Linked DNA regions of Mus musculus: all the other regions are linked to region 3. The links are chromatin loops, found by intact Hi-C in ENCODE. Cell type or tissue: left cerebral cortex. All regions are shown on one strand.

Region 1 (5,000 bases), 89 kb before region 3:
CTTTTTGGTCATGATGTTTTATCATAGTGGTATAGAAACCCTAAATAAGACAGTAGTGTAGCACACAGGGTCCATTGTTGAGCTGGACTGTCAACAACCAGCTTTGCTCCGCAGCCAGTGCCCTGCAGGACTAGGAAATCAATCAGGGGAGAAGAAGCCTCCAGCTCAGACTCATGGATTTCTCCACACTCTGCTGCCAAAGCAGGTACTGTCTTTTGCAATGGGAACTTAACATCTAGTTCTGGCATACAACCAACATCAGCGCCAATAATCTCTGCAGCATGTAGAGCCTCGGGGGCCAACAACTCACAGAAGCAATTCACTTCTGATACGGGATTTTCCATCCAATAGCCTTATAGCTTCTGGGTGTGCCTTCTTTTAGAAACTACTTTTGTCTAGGGGTGGTGAGATGATCCAACAGTTAGGAGAGCACTCTGATCTTGTGTACCTTTCATCCTAGCATTGGAGAGGCAGAGATGGGCAGAATTCCAGTTCAAAGCTAGCCTAGTCTACCTAGCCAGTTCCAGGCCACCCAGGGTTACATAGTAAGACCCTGCTCCTCATCACAAAAAAAGACATTAGGTGGCTATAGTGGGGTTCATGCCTTTAATCCTAGCATCCAGGTGGCAAGGGCAAATGAATCTCTGTAAGTTTGAAGCCAACCTGGTTTATAAAGAGAATTTCAGGCTAGCCAGGACTATATAGTGAGATCTTGTCTTTAAAAAAAAAAAAGTACATTTCTTTATTTTTATTTTTTTGCTTGTTCATGAGGGTAGAGATCAGAGGACAACCTGTAAGAGAGAATTCTTTCCTTCCATAATATGGATCCTCGGGTTGGGGGAGAAACTCAGGTCATCGGGCTTAGTGACAAGGTTCTAACCTACAGAACCATCTCTCCAGCCCTGAGGGGTACACTTTTCCTCTGCTGCAGCATACCTTTGCTCAAATTCTAATCGTTGGGGTTTTGTAAATATTTCTTTATTAATGTGTGTGCGTGTGTGTGCGCGCACATGCTAAGTGTATGTATGAATACCATGTGCATTCGGTGTCTGCATTGGGCCCATTGAACTGGAGTTACAAGCAGTTGTGAGCTGCATGAGGTTGGTCTTGTGAAGTGACCCAAGTCCTAGCAAATGCCCTTAATTGCTGAGCCATCTGTTCAGCACCCTATATTTCCATTTTAATAACCCCATAATTATTTCAGTCAATACAGCCTGTGTATAGTTGTAAAATGAATGGAAGTACAATTAGTCCTGGTCCCTTTAGCCCTGTGACTGTGAAGCGAGTGCCCCAATCATTATCAGTTCTCCGTGCCTGTGGGTACCGCTGAGTTGGATAAGACCCAGTGTGCTTCACTCATGGATTGCTGCACAACACATTAACTGATTAAAAGTTTTCTGTTACAGGATATCTGAGCTGGTTTCTAGTTAGGTTGTGGCTCAACCCTTAGCACACACCTTTAATCCCTCTGGCTGGAATATAAACACATCCATAGCTCTCAGCTTTAATCCAAACAATGAAGGTAAAGTTCGTCTGTAGAAGGAAACACCCATGTTTGAAAGTGATGTCTAATTGAGTGGCAGAAAAAGTGACGAATCAGAGAAAGATCTGACAGATAGGATACTCCCAACTCTCACAAGGAGAGAGGAAGAGGAGCATTCAGCACAGGAATACAGTAGCGTTCCTAGAGAGTGGTACAGTAGAGTTGAGAAGGAGAGTGGAGCAGCCTAGAGCGAGAGAAAGAGGAAGGAGGCAGTTTGTGGTGGTTTGAATACGCTTGGTCCAGGGAGTGACACTATTAAGAGATGTGGACTTTTTGGAGTAGGTGTGGCCTTGTTGAAGGAAGTGAGTCACTGTGGGGTAGGCTTTGAGACCATCCTCCTAGCTGCCTGGAGGCCAGTCTCCCCTGGTTGCCTTCTGGTCAAGATGCAGAACTCTCAGCTCCTTCTCTAGCACCATGCCTTCCTGCATGCTGCCGTAGTTCCTGCTATGATGATAGTGGACTGGACCTCTGAACCTGTAAGCCGGCCCCAATTAAATGTTTGCTTTTATAAGACTCGCCTTGGTCATGGTGTCTATTCACAGCAATGGAAACTCTAACTAAGACACAGTTTTACCAGGACAGTTGTACAGAGACAGGTAAAGACAGAGTGAGCCAGAAAATGAGAAGAAGCCATATTAGAACATTGCTACTGTTAGTTTGAGGCACAGCAGAGCAATTCAGAGACTGAGAGAGAAGACAGCTTGGAGAGAGAGGAGTTTGAGTCAGAAGAGCTAGATTGAACCAACCAGCCAGAGTTCAGAAGGAAGAAGAAAGGGTGTGCTTAGCCAGCAGCAAGTTTCGGAGGCTGAAAACATCCTAGGCCTACATAATATTGTATGGAGGGTAGAGGCTTCCAAGACTAGGCCCAGGTTAGCAGACTGGGGCATTAAGGCTTGGAGACAATGGACTTGCGGCAGTGTCCACACAGGTGAGCACCGACTTGTATCCTTACTGACATATACGGACCCTGTATAGTCTCTCCGTGTCTTAATTTGGAACATGCCTCACATTTATTGTTACCATGCAGAATAGCAGACTATTTCATGGGAATGTTGGTAGCTCTAGCTACTTTCCAGTGTGTGCCAAATCACTGTGGCCAGACTGTAGATAAGAGCCTCCAGTGATCTCTGGAGGCAGATGGCTTGTAGCTTGGTAAGGGCATCTGCTTCCCGATTTTCAAACCTCAACCAGCTATGGGCTGCCAGCCACATAGAAAACCACTGATTCCTGTTGAACTCTGTTACATATGTCCTCCAAGATCTGCTGCCCCACAGTGGTGGAAAGAGCATCCACCTGGTTCTTTTCCCATTGGGCCAGCCATAAAGTCAGACCTCCGAATACAGCCCCGCTACTGTCCATATGGATTGTCACAGGGTAAATCTCACTACCAGTGAAACTGGTACTTTCCACTCTGCTGTCTCTTATCTCAGTCCGCTGGCTACGCTTTCTCGCTTTCTTGCTTCCTTTCTCCAGCCACACGGTGTCAGTGTTCATTTGCATTTCGACCGCCACCCAGTCCCGTTTGGTGTCCTCCCCTTCTGCAGACAGATGGTGTCCCTCTTAGCACTTTATCTCTCCTAGCGCTTGGTTCACTTACCCGGGGGCGGCTTAGAAGCTTGAAAGAACACTGGTGCCAACACAGCCTGCACGGCCTTGGCGACGGGACTTGCAAACACCGCACCACATTGCTGTAAAAAGTGCGAGCCGCCTCTGGCAAGTTTGATTTCGCGCTACCGGAGAAAGAGACGTGGCCTTTATTTGGATATGCAGCTTTCGCTGTCACTGGGATGCTGGGCCCTTCCTGTTGGAATGCTCCACGTTCATCCAGCAGTTGCTGTTTTAGTACTGTGCGCCAGCTTCCTTCCCTTTCCATGGCTAGGACCCAAACGCTATTAGAACTGTTTGCTCAAGCTGTTTTTTTCCATAGTCCCCCGAACATCTGGTGACTTCTAACACAAAGGGACACGGCCATTAAGGTTATCTTGCAAGGACCTTAGCTTACTCAGGAGCCTCTTGAGCCATCTATCTATTTTAGCACTTACAGCACGTGGTACATTTTTACTAAGTTGTTGGGTGTGATATTGATACCCCTCTTACTGGAGTATAAGATCTAGAATTTCACAGAGGAGCTCGCCCTTGCCTTTTGTGGACTGACTGCCCATCCTGCTTCCCTGAGGTGCACACCGCGAAGTCTTTCAGAGACGTGTTGTGAAACTTTTTCACTTAGGGGAGAGAGCAGGAGGAGAAAGCAAGGTCTCCAGCCACCTTCCCTTGACAAATAGACAGTGTGGCAGGTAATTTTGCATGAGTGGTAGAGACTCCTTTGAATTTAAATAACCCCTGGGGATTCAGCAACTCAGAGAATACAAAAAGACGGAGGAGAAAAGAAGGTAGAAGAAGGAAAAGAAGGAAGAGGAGGAGAAAGAAGGAAAAGAAGAAGGAAGAGGAGGAAGTAGAAGGAGGAAGAGGAGGAGGAGGAAGAAGAAGGTAGAAGAAGGAAAAGAAGGAAGAGGAGGAGGAAGAAGGAAAAGAAGAAGGAAGAGGAGGAAGTAGAAGGAGGAAGAGGAGGAGGAGGAAGAAGGTAGAAGAAGGAAAAGAAGGAAGAGGAGGAGGAAGAAGGAAAAGAAGAAGGAAGAGAAGGAAGTAGAAGGAGGAAGAGGAGGAGGAGGAAGAAGAAAGAAAAGAGAAAGAAGGAAAATAGGTGTGTTCGCAAGTTCCAACACCACATGGAGAGATGCCATTACTTGTATCTGTTGTTCTGGCATAAGAGCCGTGCTGGGCACAGTGGCATAGACATGGTAACTACCTTACTTAGTAGTGCTGGCCACAGCGGTGTAGATGGGGTCGACCTTACTTAGCTCTCTTCATCTGAAGTCTTTTATAGGAGCTGTCTGGCATCTTCACAGGCCACACACCAAGCTGAAGAAAGAAAGGCCTTCGGGTTGAGCAAATAACCTCTAATCTTTCTAGCTCCTTTAAAGTTGCTGTAATTTCAGCATAGACTTCCAGGTAGTCAGTACAATTTGATATTTATAGGTCGACTCAGAGCCGGAACTTTCTAGGTTCCCAGGGGGCCACTCACAAACGGCGGTCTTGACATTTTGCACTCTCAGGTGAAATTCTGCAATGGCGGCGTGCAGGGTGAGCACCAGCAGTGTGTCCACCCCCAGTAGATTCTCCTGCTGAGAAGAAGTTCACTCAGGGTTTACCCTTGGAGAGAGACAATTGCTATCACTGCGACTTACTGTGTAAACTTATGCCAACTTGACACACAGGATAGAGTTATCTGAAGGAGGGAAATGAGAAAAATGCCTCCATATGACCCAGATGTAAGCTATTCTCTCTCTCTCTCTCTCTCTCTCTCTCTCTCTCTCTCTCTCTCTCTCTCTTTCTCTCTTTCTCTCTCTCGGTTTTTTAAGACAGGGTTTCTCTGTATAGCCCTGGCTGTCCTGGAACT
Region 2 (5,000 bases), 140 kb before region 3:
GTGGAATACCAAGAACTGGGGAGCCAGTCTGAACTACAAAGTAAAACCTTGTCTCAAAAGAGAAAAACCAAACAATAAAAGGGTGTCATTAACAGTTGGAAAACTTGAGTATTAGGAAAAAGAATCTGTTAATGATATTACAACTGTACAAGGCAATGTCTCTATTCCTTTTTTTTTAAAATATTTATTTATTTATTATTATATGTAAGTACACTGTAGCTGTCTTCAGACACTCCAGAAGAGGGTGTCAGATCTTGTTATGGATGGTTGTGAGCCACCATGTCTCTATTCCTAAGGGTGAAGCATAGTCTGAGGCTTTCCTTTGTTTCAGGTTAAGTGTATTTTTGGGACTCTTGATTTTTCTCACACACACACACACACACACACACACACACACACACAGCCCAGTCAGTATAATGGGAGAGTTGGAAGCACATCTCTGCTTGTATTTAGCACAGGGTTCAACCTCCAGCATTATAAGGGAGAATAGGAGGGAAAGGGGAGCAAAGGGACTGGATGGGTAAGCCCTGAAAGAAAACTATGCTATATAGTTCTACCCTCACATCACTTAGTCTTAAAAGACTTGGGAATAACTCAGATGGATGGCCTGCTCACATGCTAAAGCCCTGGTGAGATCTCCAGCACAGGAAAAATAACAGCAACTGGTCTTTGGCTGGTAAGATGCTCAGTGAGGAAGGGAAAAAAAAAAAAAAAAAAAAAAAAAAAAACCACTGGCTGCCAAATCTATTCCTATATTGTTTTTTTCAAGACAGGGTCTCACTGTATATCTGACTTTCCTGAATCTCCGTATCAGAGCCAGCTGGCCTCGAACTCACAAATATCTCCTGCCTCCACCTCCCAAGTGTTGGGATTAAAGGCAGACAATATTAAGCCCAGCTTTTTGCTGCCAAATCTGTTGACCTGAGTTTAATCTCAGGAACTCCCACATGGTGGAAGAGAACCAACTCTTGGAAGTTGCCCTCTGACCTCTCCACACATAAAAAAATAAAATCATTCTAGAACTGTCACAAGAAGTGCATAGTAGTTCTCATCTGTAATCCCACCTCTTGGGATGCTGAGGCAGAAAAACTGCCAAGAGTTCCAGTCCAGCCTGGCTACAGAAAGTGAGATCTGTCTCAGAACACTAAAAACAAAAAACTATGCTACAAATCCACTTAAGACTTCTAAAGGTCTGAAAACAAAACGCCATTAAGTAGTACGGGAAGTGACTGTCTAATATGTTTTTCTACACAAATTGATTACATGGATAGTTCTGTAAAATCAATCACCTCAATATAAATGGTTATTTAGGATTTATTTATGTATTTTATGTATATAAGTGCTCTATTTCCTGAATGTCTTGCACCCCAGAAGAGGGCATCAGAGTCCACTATAGATGGTTGAGAACCACCATGTGGTTGCTGGGAACTCAGCTCAGGACCTGTGGAAGAACAGTCAATGACTGCTTTTATCCACTGAGCCATCTCTCTGGCCCATAAATAGCCAAAAAGAAAAAAGAAAAAGAAAAAAGAAAAAAAAAAAAAGAAAAGAAAAAGCCAAATATCTAATCTCCTTATTTTGTTGTCAAACGAATTATAACTGCAATCTAAAAGGCTAACACACACACACACTCCAAAATTCAAGTCAAGTTTGGCGAATACACTTAATTCTTTCACGCACAAAAAAGTTTGTATAAAAGAAGCTACCCTCACACTAACAACAAAAACTGCTACAATGTATTAATGACAGAGCCGATAAAGCAGGGCATAGTTTACAATGTAAACAGATTCAAGCCCATACCCCCGCAAGTTATCACTGCGTGTATTTTTATGCAAACCGCAAACATCTGAAGCACAGGGGATGAGTTTGAGATAGCGTCAACAAGATCCATCTTAGAAGACACTTCTATTATCTCCTGCTAAGTTTTTGCACCGCTATTTTTAAAACTTCAGAGTAAGGGGTGGAGGGGGAGTCTGTACTGAAACTTCCTACCGGACCGCCCCTAGAAATGAGTCCCACCTCCCGGAGAAGGGTGTCGGGGTGGGGCCGTTTTGCTCTCCAACTAACAAACAAATGCTGCGTTTCCCACTCCCAAAAAAAGAGGCCGAGGGGCTGCAGGATCAAGTATGCAAGTGCCTGGATGGAGGTGACAGAGTAGCCTCCGCTTCTACAAGAGTCCATTCTTTCGAGTCCAACAGTGACCCCCGGCCGGGCGGGGACCGGTGAATCCCAGATGGGGAGGAAGAGGGAGGGACGGGGCCGGAGAGGGAGAAGTGCTTTCAAGCAATGAATGAGTCCCTGCCTCGGCCACACCACCTGTTCCTTCCGAGGGTGCCACCCCGACCAGCCGGCAGAATCCCTGTCCGGAGCGGGGCCGCGACTCCCGGCCCGTGCGGCCCGCTGCCCCGCTCAAGGCCAGGCTGCTCCTCCCTTCGCTCTAGGAGGGTAAACGGCAGCCGAGCCGTGCGGATGCCGGGGAGTCGGGGCCTAGTCCGGAACCGAGGCCTCGAAGCCCGCGGGCCGCGGCGCGCGGACGGAGGTGGGGGCGCTCCCGGGGCGAGACGAGAGCTGAGAGTGCGCCCCGCCAGCCAGCACAGCCGAGGTGGGGTCCCCGCGGGGTGGCCGGGTGCCCGCTCGCCCGCCCGGGCTCGGGGCTGACAGGCCCGGCTCCCAGCGAAACCATCCCCGGTGCCCGCTCGCCGCCTCACACTCACCAAGATCCGCTTGAAGAGCGCGTTCTCCTTGGGCGGGAGGCTCACGGCCGGCATGGTTCCGGCTCCTCCCGCGGCTCCCGCCACCGCCCGGCTCGCTCAGTCCGTTTGTCCGCCCGCCGCCGCCACTGCCGTTCCCGAGCTCACTTCAGCCTTGAAGCCTTCACTCCGCCGCCACTAGGCCTCCGGGGTCGCCGCGCCCGCCCTGTCCTGACACTCCCTTCGCCTCTTTTTTTTTTTCTTTTCTTTTTTTTCTCTCTCTCTCTCTCTCTCCTCCTTTTCCCCCTTTCTCACTTAACGCCGCCGCCACCTCCCCCCTCCCGGGTCTCCGTCGGCGGTTCACGTGGTAACTGAAAAGACCGACAGAGGCAGCCAAAATGGCGGACTCGGAGGGCTTTCCCACCCGGGTCACACCTCCCAACGCGCAGGCGCGGTGACCCGCTCTTCCCCACCCTCGATGCACCGGAGCCTGCCGGGAACGCGGAGGCCGGGCCGGCCTGCGGAGCCGCGGATTTCAGAGTTGGCTCTGCCGGTCCTGCCAGTGCCGTGTGCCTGGGAGGGCCGCCAATGACGCTTCCGCCGCCGCCGCCTCCTCTCTGGAAACAGACTTTCTGCCCCTTCTCGCTAGACCGGCCTGCCTTTCTCTCGGTGGGGTAGACTCACCCAGATGGTGTCATCATAGCTTGAGTATCAAGTGCCAAAATGGAGATGTTTTAAGAAGAGGTATAATGGTTCTAGGCCCAAGTGCCTGTATTGTGTACAGAAGGGAGCGAAGGGTAATTTGTGAACCGATCCGAAAAAGAGGGCTTAATCATCTTGAAAAGCCTCTAAGAGCTTGACCTATGAAATGGGCCCCGGCTGGCTAGGGTATCAGTGATTTTTGTTGACTATTGCTAGAGATAGCCAGGAAAGGTGTTGGCCAGATCCGAAGTGACATACTTATACTGCCAAAGGAGCCTCTGAAGGTTGAGGTATATTTATTTCATTGCTGAAGTCATATAATGCGAGGTTGAGGAACTGGCTGTGTGAGTCACCTTAATGTGGTGGAGTTGAGGGCCGAGACTCCTGGAGTTGGCTTCTAATTCATGCTTAGGGTTGTATCTGTTGAACTGCCTGTTAACAGAAATCCTCAATCCTTAGAGGCCAGACTCCACTGAGCAAGGTCAGGCCTGAGAGAGAAGAGGATCCAGACGTTTCATTACAGTTAACAATAAAACTTTACAAAATGGCAAGCCATTGAGTCACAAGAGCCATTTTACCCTTGATTATCTCATGTGGACCTTCTAGTAATCTGTGCATCCTGAGTCATAAAGATGTGCAGCAGTTTAGCTCCTTTAGGTCTGTTTTTGTTTGTTTTGTTTTGAGACAGGATTTCCCAGTGTTTCCCTGGCTATCCTGGAATTCGATCTCTTAAAAACCAAAAAGGGAGCAAGCTTAGAGCAGGCAAATCCTGGGGTATCCTTGAACACTAATCTCTCTAAAGATTTAGGAAAATTAAGTTGGTGAGATGGTTCAGTGGATTAAGGCACTTACTTTGCAAGCCTGACAGCCTGAATTTGACCCCTGAACTCACATGAAGATGGAAAAAGAGAAAAGGCTCCAAAGAGTTGTTCTCTAACCTCCATGTTGGCACACATAAATAACAAGTGAATTCTGGGCTGGAGAGGGAGTTCATAGGGGAAATGACCTGTTACTCTTGCAGAGAACCTAGGCTGGGTCCCAGCACCTCTGAAGAGGCCAGGTATACACAGGGTGCTCGCACAGACAAAAGGCTCATGCATATAAAATAGATAAGCCTAGAAGAAAATCCTTCACATACAAAGATGTAAGTAAATAAATAGCTTTTCTACAAGTGTGTGCTGTTGAAGAGCTAACCTGGTGCTTTATGCATGCCAGATAAGCACTTTTTTGTTGTTGTTTTTTTGAGACAGGGTTTCTCTGTGTAGCCCTGGCTGTCCTGGAACTCACTCTATAGACAAGGCTGGCCTCGAACTCAGAAATCCACCTGCCTCTGCCTCCCAAGTGCTGGGATTAAAGGCATGCGCCGCCACTGCCTGGCCAGATAAGCACTTCTACCATTAAGCTAGCTATACCCACAGCACTAAATGCAAATTTTGTTTTTTCAAATTGTACAAATAATTTTTTAAATTGTAAGGTTTTATTGGCATGTTAATTATACATAATAATGGTATTCATTATTTTTATACATGTACATGATATATTTCAATCATAGTCACACACATACATACCCTTACCATCTTGTCTCCCTTGACTACTTTTAATCCCCTT
Region 3 (5,000 bases):
TCAGCTTTATTCTGTTTGTCCAGGGAGAGCAGGATTAAGCTACATATCCTTGAGGAGGAGCTATAAAAAAGAAACTGTAATGAGAAAATTTTATGACAGAAGTAGGATGTTACTCTTGTTCCTGGCGTGAGGTTAAGAATATTTGGTATCTGGGTTCAAATTCTGACCCTTTTGTAGTTATTTAAGCGAGGAGCCTGAGCTCCTGCAGCACTCAGTGAATGGAACAGTAATGTCTGCTGTGTGGGGATGTAGGCAGAATATAAGAAAGTAAAGAAAGTACTTAGCACACAGGCTTTTATTTGGTGAGAGGTAAGGTTAGGATTACTTGGTTTCTCTGCTCTGCCAGGACTTATAAGTAATTTTTATACAGTATTGTCTTTCTATAGTTTTATTAGCAGAATGAGTTTATTTTAAGGTATATATTATAAAAGCTGTGTATTTATACTTAGTTAAATTCTGCTTATAACTGTTTGATTATGGAGACTTGAAAAAATGCAAATGTGCTTGTGTATTCATAAGGATATATATTAGATTCTTGATAAATGCCATATTGCCAGTTTGTACCTGTATACATTCTAGTAGCAGGCCATTCTACTTATTATTCGCAGTAAAGTGTTGGCTTTCGAAAGCCTGTTTTTAAGGCAGGGTAGACTTGCCTTAAGATTAGAGGCATTGTGCTTTCATATGTTCTAAATGTACAGAGATATTGTGTTTTCCAGTGTTTTTGCATTATTTTCTCTGTACATATGTTATGTATATAAATTATTATGCAAGGATATATGTAGCTTCTATTCTCTAGGTGCTTAAATGTAAGTCAGACAATGATGCAGATAATCAGGGTGTACATTCAGCAAAGCACACACACACACACACACACACACACGCAAGCTTATACACATACACGTTGCCTCCGAGATACCTAAAATGCAGTCAGCTAAGTTGTCAGACTTCAAGCTGGTCCTATATTGAGAAATCTGTTTTATTGTCCTTAAGCCATTGACTTGTCACCTACACACCACCTACACACCACACACACCCCTTCGGTTTCCATTTCCTTACTAAATAGAATACATGGAAAATGTGCTACTGGAGCAGAAATTCTGATTTGTTATCGGTTTCATTGATCTGCCTACAGCCATCCAATTACCCTTTGGCATTCCTTATCTTTCTTGATACAGAAACTGTTAAAAGATGCTGCCTGTCAATGGGAGATTCTTATTTCAAAATGATAGTAGAAAAAAATAAAAGCTATCAGTTAGCTGACTCCTTTTGACCTATGCTTGGCAGTCTTAGGTAAACCCATCTAATGGTGCTGGGTAAACTTATAAAACCATATCGCGTTATATTACTGTCAAACTTTATTTATATGCAGTTAATTGAGATAAAATCTGTAACCCTACCATTACAGATGATTACTTTTTATTCAGCAACTTTTATTGAACGAAGAATAAAATGTATTGGAGGTGCATTTTACATAAAACGTGTGTCAAATAACTTCGGAATGACATTTTATTTCAGTTTTTATGTTAAGAAATTCTGAAACAGGCAAGGCATTTAATTAGGTCTTATTCCCTGTATTTCCACTAATTTATAGCCACTAATTGGCCATTATTTTCCTTTCCTGTTACAGTGTGTATTTGTAAGGCCAGTTTCAAGGTAAACGAGTTTTTTAAAAGCTGTCTGAAGATATCTTTAAGCTATGAACGAATACGTTCATTTGTCCAAGTCAAGCAAATACAAGAGAGGGCACACGAATTTCATGACCAGCAAACCCAGCGACTCCAGTCTCCCCGAGGCTGCCGGGCGGCTCTTTTCTGTTTACTAATTACCTGTCTAGTGTACTCTGACTTCTGTCGAGAAGACAGGACCAAGTCAGTTTTTGAAGTAGTTGGAGACTCCTGACTTCCTTAGTGATGCTTCTAGAATATTTTCTAGGTACAAGTTTTTTAAAGTGCAGTTCTTTCGACTGAACTGATTGTATGTTGCATAAGCGCCGGGAAGGCCAACCCAAGTTAAAAAGCCACCTCCGTGTACAGCTGCGGGACTAGGTATGAGGTCTTTTCTAGGAAGAAAAATTTGATTCATGGCTCTTTTCCAGAGGGGACATTTGCAGACTTCGCTTCCGCAGAACGTGAAGCGCGCCTCTTCCTGCCGAGGCGAGGCCCGCGTCCCCGAGGGCGGCCTGCGGCTCCCCAGCCTCAGGTGTCCGTGCGGCCGCCGGCTGCCGGCGCCCGGGACTGACTTCCTGTCTGGGCGCGGGGCGGAAGGATCGCGTTGCCAGCCGGGGCCGCCGCCGCCCCTGCCGTTAGGTGGTGGGGCTGCTGAGCCCGGCGGCGGGAGGCGGGCCGGCCGCCGCTTCCTGTCGGAGGACGCGCAAGGATCCGGGCGTCGGAGTGTGTGCGAGTGCGTGAGTGTGTGCCGCCCGCACGGCGTGTGTCTCCGGCCGCGGGTTCCGCCTTCTCCCCTGTCGCCGCCGCTCAGGGTGTAAGTCAATGTGAAGCAGCAGTTCCAGCCCCGGGATAAACATGGCGACGTCTCTGCATGAGGGACCCACGAACCAGCTGGATCTGCTCATCCGGGCCGGTAAGCACAGGGGAACTTTTCTCCCGTGCATCGGTGCAGCGGGCGAGGGGGCGCCCGGCGGGCGGGGAGCGTCCCCCGGGGCGGTCAGCGCCCCGGGTCCGGTGTCCGTCTCCGGCAGCCGGGCGGCCGCGGAGAGGGGGGAGTGAATGAAGTAATGGAGGCGACAAATCAGGAAGTGATCACCTTGGAGAGTAACCTGCCTCGGATCCGGGCTGTCGCTCCGGGGAGAGCGGCGGCGGCGGCGGCGCAGCAGCGGCAGCGGCAGGGGCCGGGCGCGGAGCCGCGGCTAAGTTGGGGAGTCGGCGCGGGCGAGTTGCGCGCTTCGCCCCAGTTGCCGGGGAACCAGGAAGTGAGCGGAGCTGTTGTCCCCGCCGCCTGCCACGCTGTCCGGCCGAGAGGGCCGCCCCTGCCCGCGGCCGGGGGCGCTGGCCGCCCGCCGCCCTCGCCTCTCACTTCCTATAGCCGCCACTTCCGCATGGACGCCGCGGCCCCCCCGGGCGCTACCCGCCAAAACGCGCCCGCCCGGCCTCCCGCCTCGTCCCTCCCGGAGCGGCGCCCGAGTAACGGTCCCGAGGCCACTTCCCGGTGCCGAGTGGGACGCCGCCGACCCGGCACCTCCCCGCCGCGGCTAACGGCGGCCGTGGGGGAACCGGGCTGCTGCCCTTCCTTCCCTCGTGGGGCGGGTGACTGAGGGTGGACGGGAAGGACACCGGGTGTATTCCGCGCAGCCGGCCCGGGGCTGCGGGACAGCGGAGGGGGACGTTTATTTTGGTCCACAGTAAGATGAAAGCGGGGAGCGGGGCGGGCGGGAGGGCGTCCTGGCCCCGGGGAAGTCTCGGCTCGGCATTGCCCCCTTTCCCCTCCCCCAAACCTCCCACCATAGCGGAAGCGCCTGGGAGAGGACAGAACGCGCGCGATTGACAGGCCCGAGGTTCCAATCTGCGCCCTGAGCTGTTCCAAATAAGAACGTTGATTTCTGGGGGCGGGACCACGGGCCCGAGCCGGGCCAATGAAGATTGGGCGGGAGTGAAGCTGACAATGTACGCATGGAATTGGAGGGAAGAGGAGTGTAAACACGGAAGTGGCCGCGGGGGTGGGGGATGTGCTGCGCCACTGCTGCAGCGGAAGGGCACGGACTTAAGTTACATAGAAAAAGCAGCTTTACTTGCTAGCAGACAGCGCAGCGAGGGCCTCGGGTCGATGTGGCACTGCTCGAACACTGTTGCTTACCGAAATTATAAGCGCATGCGGTCCCTCCTCTGGTTCTGTTTCACATCTCCATCGATGTCGGATTGGAAGATGAGAAATTGTAACCAAACGGTAGTGCTGTAAAAGATCAGAACAGTCTTTTTGCACCTATTGTTTTTAGGGATCTTGAAATTGGTAGTTTGGTGGACAAAGCAGTTCGGTTTGGAGGAAAAATTATGTTTATCTCTAAATTTAACGGAACTTTAAATATAAATAAAATCTGGACTGATAGAACTGCATGTGCTATATAACAATAACGCTGAATAGTGTGTTTTGGCTGAGGCATATTTTACACATTTCAAAAGTAGGGAAATCACAATTTATTGAGCAGCGTTTAAATGCCTTTTTGAATAGGAACTTTTACTGAAGGAGAGGAACATAATGGAACTTGGGTCCTTGTTAAAGTCAGTCCATTGATCAGTATGAATTAGTGTACAGTTTTATGTTGGGTTAGTGGTGTTTTGAGTGTCGAGTGTGTATAGTTAAAGAGATACTGTTTGGGGCAGGAGAGATGCTCCTCGGTTAAGACCACTTGTTGCTCTTGCAGAGTTGCTCTTGCAGAGGTCTTGGGTTCAGTTCTCAGCACCCACATTCACAACCACCTGTAACTCCAGTTCCAGGGGATACAACCCCTCTTCTAAACACCATGGACACACATATGGTGCTCATAAATACTTAGACAGAAGCTTAATAAGCCTAAAGATGTTATTTCCAATTCATGTGAATACTTATGAGAGAACCATTGCACAGTTTCTGCAGTGAGAACCTTGAGAAACACTGTAGAGTAAGAGGACTTAACTTCACAAGTGATAGGTTTCTTTTCTCTGCCTGAGCTATTAGAACTACCACTAAAACTGAATGTGGCCTGTAGATAATGCGCTGGGAGTGCACATTGGAAGTCAGTGTTCCTACCTTTTTATAGGCATTCTTGCTTGTAGGGCTGAGGATCTGGACCAGGCCTCCAGCAAGCTGGGCAGGATGCTTTACCTCAGGGCTACACCCGCTCTGACACGGGGTTTCTAAGACTTTAGATGCCATTTTCCAAATCTACTTGATTTTCGAGAGCTGCTTACAGAAATCTTATAACTAATGTTTTTAAAATCACAGTGTGCCATGAAAGAGTTCTACACGCTGTTATTTCTTCTTTCTTGTTCATGTAATCCAAAGAC

Evidence for each region. A loop is a pair of places that touch in the nucleus more often than their neighbours do. Peaks named below come from ENCODE experiments on the same cell type or tissue, not always from the same donor. Only the 100,000 strongest peaks of a DNase experiment are listed, where the experiment ranks them.
Region 1: it touches region 3 in a loop (3-fold over the local background); 30 of 42 quality-filtered maps call a loop at or near these places.
Region 2: it touches region 3 in a loop (2.7-fold over the local background); 4 of 42 quality-filtered maps call a loop at or near these places.

What each region holds. Positions count from the first base shown.
Region 1 is chr3:51,363,462-51,368,461 of GRCm38, reverse strand. No RefSeq gene overlaps it. Among named protein-coding and RNA genes, the nearest start is that of n-TPagg5, 6.6 kb to the right of the region's middle. In left cerebral cortex, CTCF peaks have their summits at 2,810 and 3,014; a DNase peak (open chromatin) is centred at 3,116; H3K4me3 peaks cover 768 bases.
Region 2 is chr3:51,414,091-51,419,090 of GRCm38, reverse strand. Naa15 (N(alpha)-acetyltransferase 15, NatA auxiliary subunit) reads right to left here and starts at 3,075. Exons shown (of 20, transcript NM_053089.3): 1 at 2,715-3,075. The coding sequence starts at 2,768. LOC108168868 (a long non-coding RNA gene) reads right to left here and starts at 2,708. Exons shown (of 2, transcript XR_001783830.2): 1 at 2,317-2,708; 2 at 1-47. In left cerebral cortex, CTCF peaks have their summits at 1,408 (motif pointing right) and 2,868; DNase peaks (open chromatin) are centred at 2,284 and 3,148; H3K4me3 peaks cover 2,480 bases; H3K27ac peaks cover 2,055 bases.
Region 3 is chr3:51,274,788-51,279,787 of GRCm38, reverse strand. The region is part of intron 4 of Elf2 (E74-like factor 2); the gene reads left to right. 4930577N17Rik (RIKEN cDNA 4930577N17 gene) reads right to left here and starts at 3,027. Exons shown (of 1, transcript NR_073429.1): 1 at 1,381-3,027. In left cerebral cortex, CTCF peaks have their summits at 2,298 and 3,719; DNase peaks (open chromatin) are centred at 2,381, 3,035 and 3,566; H3K4me3 peaks cover 2,517 bases; H3K27ac peaks cover 2,124 bases.